Regions from separate parts of the Homo sapiens genome. Here region 2 is linked to region 1. A link is a contact called in ENCODE Hi-C or POLR2A ChIA-PET data. All regions are on one chromosome and are shown on one strand. The core of a region is the stretch at or near the end of the contact, and the rest is flanking DNA. Distances in the headings are between cores, read along the strand shown.

What was found. A loop is a pair of places that touch in the nucleus more often than their neighbours do. ChIA-PET counts read pairs that join two places held with the same protein, here RNA polymerase II (POLR2A). Pooled maps may share reads with other maps.
Region 2: a loop to region 1 is called in a pooled map, with 6 times the contacts of the local background. The contact joins two enhancer-like sites. A Hi-C loop is called at or near these places in 9 of 37 single-sample maps with no recorded cell type and 9 of 50 pooled maps. POLR2A ChIA-PET finds 5 or more read pairs at or near these places in 6 of 52 experiments (A673, H1, T-cell and 3 more).

The regions. Positions count from the first base shown.
Region 1 is chr20:5,585,508-5,588,698 of GRCh38, reverse strand. It overlaps GPCPD1 (glycerophosphocholine phosphodiesterase 1), which reads left to right. Exons shown (of 20, transcript NM_019593.5): 5 at 2,430-2,505. Among named protein-coding and RNA genes, the nearest start is that of GPCPD1, 24 kb to the left of the region's middle. Within about 2 kb of position 1,803, at least 2 of the 41 ENCODE cell types and tissues checked have a DNase peak (open chromatin) inside an H3K27ac peak, as active enhancers do.
Region 2 is chr20:5,841,767-5,845,049 of GRCh38, reverse strand. The region is part of intron 2 of SHLD1 (shieldin complex subunit 1); the gene reads right to left. Among named protein-coding and RNA genes, the nearest start is that of CHGB, 68 kb to the left of the region's middle. RefSeq lists an enhancer at 664-733. Within about 2 kb of position 1,894, at least 4 of the 41 ENCODE cell types and tissues checked have a DNase peak (open chromatin) inside an H3K27ac peak, as active enhancers do.

The DNA.
Region 1 (3,191 bases), core at 554-3,053:
CGTGTGCCACCATGCCTGGCTAATTTTTGTATTTTTGGTAGAGATGGGGTTTCACCATGTTGGCCAGGTTGGTCTCGAACTCCTGACCTCAAGTGATCTGCCTGCCTTGGCCTCCCTAAGTGCTGGGATTACAGGCATGAGCCACTGTGCCCAGGCTGTTTCTATTTTTATGTATGTATTTGCGACTTTTTTTTGAGAAGGAGTCTCACTCTGTCGCCCACGCTGAAGTGCAGTGGTGTGATCTTGGCTCACTGCAACCTCTGCCTCCCACGGTCAAGCAATTCTCGTGCCTCAGCCTCACATGTAGCTGGGACTACAGTTGTGTGCCACCACACCTAGCTAATTTTTGTATTTTTAGTAGAGATGGGGTTTCACTATGTTGGCCAGGCTTGTCTCAAACTGCTGACCTCAAGTGATCCACCTGCCTTGGCCTCCCAAAGCGCTGGGATTATAGGCATGAGCCACCATGCCTGTCCTATATTTGCAACTTTTGAGGTTTAGAAAGTTTGATATTTAAAAAACACATTTAAAAAATATTTCAGGAAAAATGTTATAGTAAACATCATCTAGAATTAATTTGATTTTCTTTTTAGTATAATGGATACGAAAGTCACCATATTTTTAAAAGAGCAATTTCACATTACATTTTTAAAAAATCTACCCAGTCTACCAATTAAGGTGAACTATTATAGCAGGGAAGTGTTTAGCTAGAGAAAAAGAGAATTTTATTTAGTATCCCAGGAGTAATGATTTGAAGAAATATATCGTGCTATTTTAGTTTTTAAACTTCAGAAGTTTGAGGATTTCAGAAAAGAATTTAGCCTGGTTATTTTAAGTGACAGGATTATTTATTGCATTTAATAATTAATAATGTGCCTAATTTGTTACATATTTGTTATTGTTTGGCTTATCGTCAAATTTAATCAATATTAAAATCCTATAGAAAGTGTAGGAGAATATTTTAATCCATTATTAATGCCTTCTAAAGATAATAGAGAAGCTTTTATGCCTAGGCTTTTTAAGAGTATGTATAGGCTGGGCACAGTGGCTCACACCTGTAATCCCAGCACATTGGGAGGCTGAGGTGGGTGGATCACGAGGTTAGGAGTTCGAGACTAGCCTGGCCAACATGGTGAAGCCCCATCTCTACTAAAAATACAAAAATTACCTGGGTGTGGTGGCACGTGCCTTTAATTCCAGCTACTCAGGAGGCCGAGGCAGGGGAATCACTTGAACCCAGGAGGCAAGGGTGCAGTGAGCCGAGATTGTGCCATTGCACTTTAGCCTGGGTGACAGAGTGAGACTCTGTCTAAAAAAAAAAAAGAGTATGTGTAATATAATGCCTAGAAAAGGGCTCAAAGATTATATGTGAAAATCTTGATGGTGATTATCCCTAAATGGTATGATATGGGTGAGTTTTGTATTTTCTTTTTGCTTCTCTGTATTTAATTACATTTATGTAACAAATAAAATACCTTGTAAGATTATAGTTTGAAAATGTGCTTCCAAAATGTGTATTTAAGGGTTTTATTTCAGCATAATAACTAGTGAGTTTCTTTTTAAAAATTAAAGGAAAATTAGAACACTTAAATTTTAGTCTTTTAGGTATACTCAGGGAATCTTTCATGGTTACTCACTACCGCATATGTTATCAACACATAGCTTTATGTTCTTTTTTAGTAGGGGAGCTTGATAATGGAAAACAGTATGAGGAATTGTCACACTGTATGAGATTTTAAACTAAGGCATAAGAATGAAACCGGATGTTAGTTCCTCTTTTATCACACTTGCTCTTCAAGTTTACCTGGCCACATGTCCCTTCTAGAATTTCCCGTGTTCTTTAGAAACACTGGTTCCTATGATATGAGAAATCTTCCTGTTTTTCACTTAGTATTCTTAAATATATGTAATAAATAACTTTATTATGGTTCTTTAGTTCCTTGAGTAGCTTGCGATAATTGTTCTTGAGTACTTGTTCCTACTATTTTTACTATTGTAGGCTTGTTTAGGCTTTTTCTAAATGCATAGAGCAGGAGGTACATACTTTATCTAGCAATACCTCATTGATGGCTGACATACCAAAGAAAGTATATATGATATTTATCTTAAGAATTAATATCAGTTAAAAATGAAAATTTCTTTGAAACAATTGAGTATTGTAGGCAGATTTAGGAATGGGTTTGAGACAGTTCTGTGTGCCAGTTCATCTCATTTTTCTTTGTTTACTGCCTCACTCTAATTTTCTTCCAGCATTTCATCTTGTTTTGTGATCTGGTACATTCCAGGCTTTTGGCATATAATATTGATAATAAGATGAATCTTTTGGTCTCATATTTAGTATAAGATTTAGGCCACAAACATCTAATGGAGTCATGGGTAGAAAATAAGATATAAGAAATTATTGCAGACGTTTAACTTTTAAATTGCAGACTATCGGTGGTCCATGTCAAGTGATAGTTCACAAGTGGGAGACTCATCTACAACCACGATCAATAACCCCTTTAGGTATGGGCATTAACTGCATCTGTTTGAGGCATATGCATAAAGTTACTAATATGCTGCACAATGGCTTAGTGGGATTTAATAAATTTTTATTCTAAAGTTAAGGTCAATGCATTGTCAGTGCTACAAATTTCACTGAGCATTTCATGGATCTTTCAAAACAACAGTTTTTAATTGCCTCTTAAAATAAACTTTATTAGAAATATTTACCTAGATATTTTTGTTTTCTTGGGTTAGATTAGTTTATTATGAAATATTCACTTTCATTTGGAATGGTTAGGAAGTTTATAAGATACCATTCTTCTTGACTGAGCATCCATAGCTCTATTTGTTTACTTGCTCAGGCTTAACGAACATTTGAAGAAAAAATTAATCCAAAACAAAGATTCTTAAATTTTTAACTTTGAATATTAATAGAGTAAGTTATTCTATTTTTTCTTTTCTTCTTAATTTTTTTAAGAGAAATTGGTAAATACTTGAATAAACTTGTATGAATGAATTCAAATTTCTTAAATTCCCTATTGGCTATGCTAGAATTGCTACTTGGAAAGTTTTCTTTTTTTTTTTTGTCTTTTTTTTTTTGTAAGTTGTTTTCTTTTAAACACATTAACTTTTCTTATGCTTAAATATGGCATTTCTCTTCATACAAGTATTTTTGAATTTCTTAGTCCATATTGAAAATCGAATTT
Region 2 (3,283 bases), core at 645-3,144, 260 kb before region 1:
GAGGCAGGTGGATCACCTGAGGTCAGGAGTTTGAGACCAGCCTGGCCAACGTGGTGAAACCCCATCTCTACTAAAAATACAAAAAATATTAGCCAGGCATGGTGGCGTGCACCTGTAGTCCCAGCTACTCGGGAGGCTGAGGCACAAGAATCATTTGAACCCAGGAGGCGGAGGTTGCAGTGAACCGAGATCGCACTACTACACTCCAGCCTAGGCGACAGAGTGAGACTGTGTCTCAAAAAAAAAAAAATATATATATATATATATATATATATATATGTCTACTACACAGTGATAGATATTATATCAAAAGGAAACTCCAGACAAACAAGCATTTATTTGTAACTGTAACTGGAAGGAACATCAGCCTTACCAATAGCTACTGCCCCATCCTGGCATTAGAGTTGAAGGGATGAATCATAGTGAACATTACCCATCTCACAGCAGGAGGACTATGATTATACAGAGGTCCCTGGTGCACCCTCTGCAAAGTAAACATGATCCTAGTGTGGGCAGAAACAGCAGGTGCCTCAGTGTGTGGGAGTGTCAAACACAGAAGCCCAGGCTGGTAGAGCCCTCCAGCCATCCCCAAACACATCCCTCTAAGGGGGACCTGCACCAGGATGTGGGTGGGACTGAAATGACTCAACCTCCAGAGAGCCTGATGGTGGCAGTGGTTTTTGTAAGTTGATGACAGCTATTAATCAAGCAAAGAGCTTCAGGAAAAGTTTGAGTTAGTAAATACACTGAAGAAGAGAAACAGGCAGCATTAAAAATAAAACAAAAAATTGTGAAAATAGGCAGAGAAGATCTAGAGTTCACAGAATGACTGCTGGCTGAGTCAGAATCACAGCGCTGAATTAAACGGGCAAGACAAGAAGGAAACACCATGAGATCAGTTATAGGAGATCACTCTCAACACCCATGCCTCCCATTTACACTTGAATTTAAGGAGAGCAAAGCTTTGAGCCTTCTCTCCTGAAGCACATAACATTGGAGAACACAGAAAACTCAAAGAAACTGGAAAAAAGCCACAAAATCTAAAATTTGCGTGATACAACTTACGCAGAAAAGGAATATAGACAGAAGACAAGTGAAAACTGAGGCTAAGTGACAGAGAAAGATGGGTTTGGGATGCATTTGTGTTGGGAAATTTTCTAACATGAGTTATTAAGGGCTAGAAGTGAGGAATACATGGAATTGAATTTCCACCTTCGCGAGGATACCTCTAGTGTGGTCACAGAAATAGTTACTTATTTTTGACAAAAGAATATGGTAGACAAGATATTCTGAAAATCCTTCCTGTTACCAAACATCTAAAACTGTTGGATAAAATATTTTTGAAAAATCTTTTAAAATGTTTGACTGAGCTGGTAACAAAGCAAGGAAAGCCTGTACAGACCAAAAGCAAAATGAGAATAGAAGTTCTGAGAGGTCTGCAAACCCTGAGCTGGTGTCTAGACCTAGCATGTCAGCTTCAACGTCCACACAGGGTTCAGGACACAAAGCCTAGGGCCATGGCAAGGTGGGGGTGCTTAACAAGAAATCACCACATAAAGCTGAGAGCCCTGAAGTTACGCCACCAGAGAAAAAGTGAACTAGAGAACAAAATACGCCTTGTAAAAGGTTATAGTAAAACAAAACAAACAAAAACTTGTCTTGGCCTTGGCTCTGGGTAGAGAGAGAGAGAAAAAAAAGAAATATCTGCCCCAAGATTTAACCTGATAAAAGAAAATAAAAGGAAAAAAAAAAAAGAAAAAAACAATTGATCATGAGCCAGAACTCACATGTGTTTGTGCTCAAATTGAAACTATTTTTGTGGTCTAAAAACCTCTAAGCCAGCTATTTATTTTAATATGGTTCCAGACTGACATGCCCTCATATGTCTAGTGAAAGCAAGCGTAAACCTTAGAGGGATGTACTTTCAACCAAACACCAAAAGAAACCGTCCACACAGAGTTCCATTGAACATGAGCTCAAAATGCACAGGGAAAAAACAAATCTACCTTTACCGAGTGGGAGTAAGCAAAGTGAGCCAGCAAACAAGGCCCATGGTGGCTTCAGATATTGGCGTTAACACAATCAGGATATAAGGCAAATATGCTTAATATGTTAAAGAAATAAAATGGGAAGTTGAAAGTTTGAGTTAGGAACAAGAGACTACAAAAAATGAACAGGTAAATGAGAAAAATAAACAAAAAGCACAATGAGAAAATGTTAAATTACAGAAAAAGAAAAAATATAGTAATAGGTATTTATACCTCAGCAAATAGGTAAAACAAGACTAGAGTCCAGTGGAAAGATAATTAGAAAATAGAAATCAGAGTTGAAGATATTACTTACAATTTAGCATAGAGAGAGAGATAGAGAAAAAAATAAGAGATATGGAAGTCAAAGTGAGATGGTCCAACATGCATGTAATTGGAATTTCAGAAAGAGCTAACAGAGAGAACGAAGGAAAGGCAATGCACAATGAGACAACGAGTTAATGGGTGGGAATTTCTCAGAACTGATAAAGCACAAATCCTCAAATTTATTAATCACAATGTTCTGTAAACAAGAAGGCAATGAAACAAGACCTTCAAAGTTCCAAGAAAATAATTACCAACTTAGGGACGTGCAGGCAATGGTGAAGGAGTTAAGACATCAGTCTCTTAACTGGCCAGATCGACCAAAATAATAAATGTCATACCCAGATTGCCCTTATATCCAAAGCTCATTTTCTAAAAGTGCTTGAAATAGACAATATTCTTACCACTTAGGCTGATGTACAGAAATTTTATCTGAAGGTAGAGGAAGGAGCTACATACAATTTCAAGGTTTTCTATTCCTTTAGTGACACATCTATTTAATTCACCAAGGTAGTCCAGCTATCCTTGAAACAGTATTCCAATGCTAGACTCTGATCTCAAATCACACGTGATCATCTTAAAAGTATACAGTTCATCTCCACTCTATATTTTGTTTCTGAAAGTTTCATTCCATAATAAGCCAGTTATGCAAAATCATTCAACTTCAAAGTTGTTCTAGGTTGGTTTTATAAAAATTGTAAAGGCTATTAATGTTTTGTAGACAATGTTCTCTTTCTCCATAGTCAACTATTTCCATTTGCTTTTTAAGTAACTTTATCTTCCTAACTCAGCTCATGCGTGCTGCTCTAATAGCCTCTGCATTGCACTACTGAGTGTGCAGCCATTGGCCCACAGACAAAGATATCTATTCCAAACACTCTTTTGGAAAAAAGGGAAAATAATTATTTCTACTCTTTCATGATATTCACTCT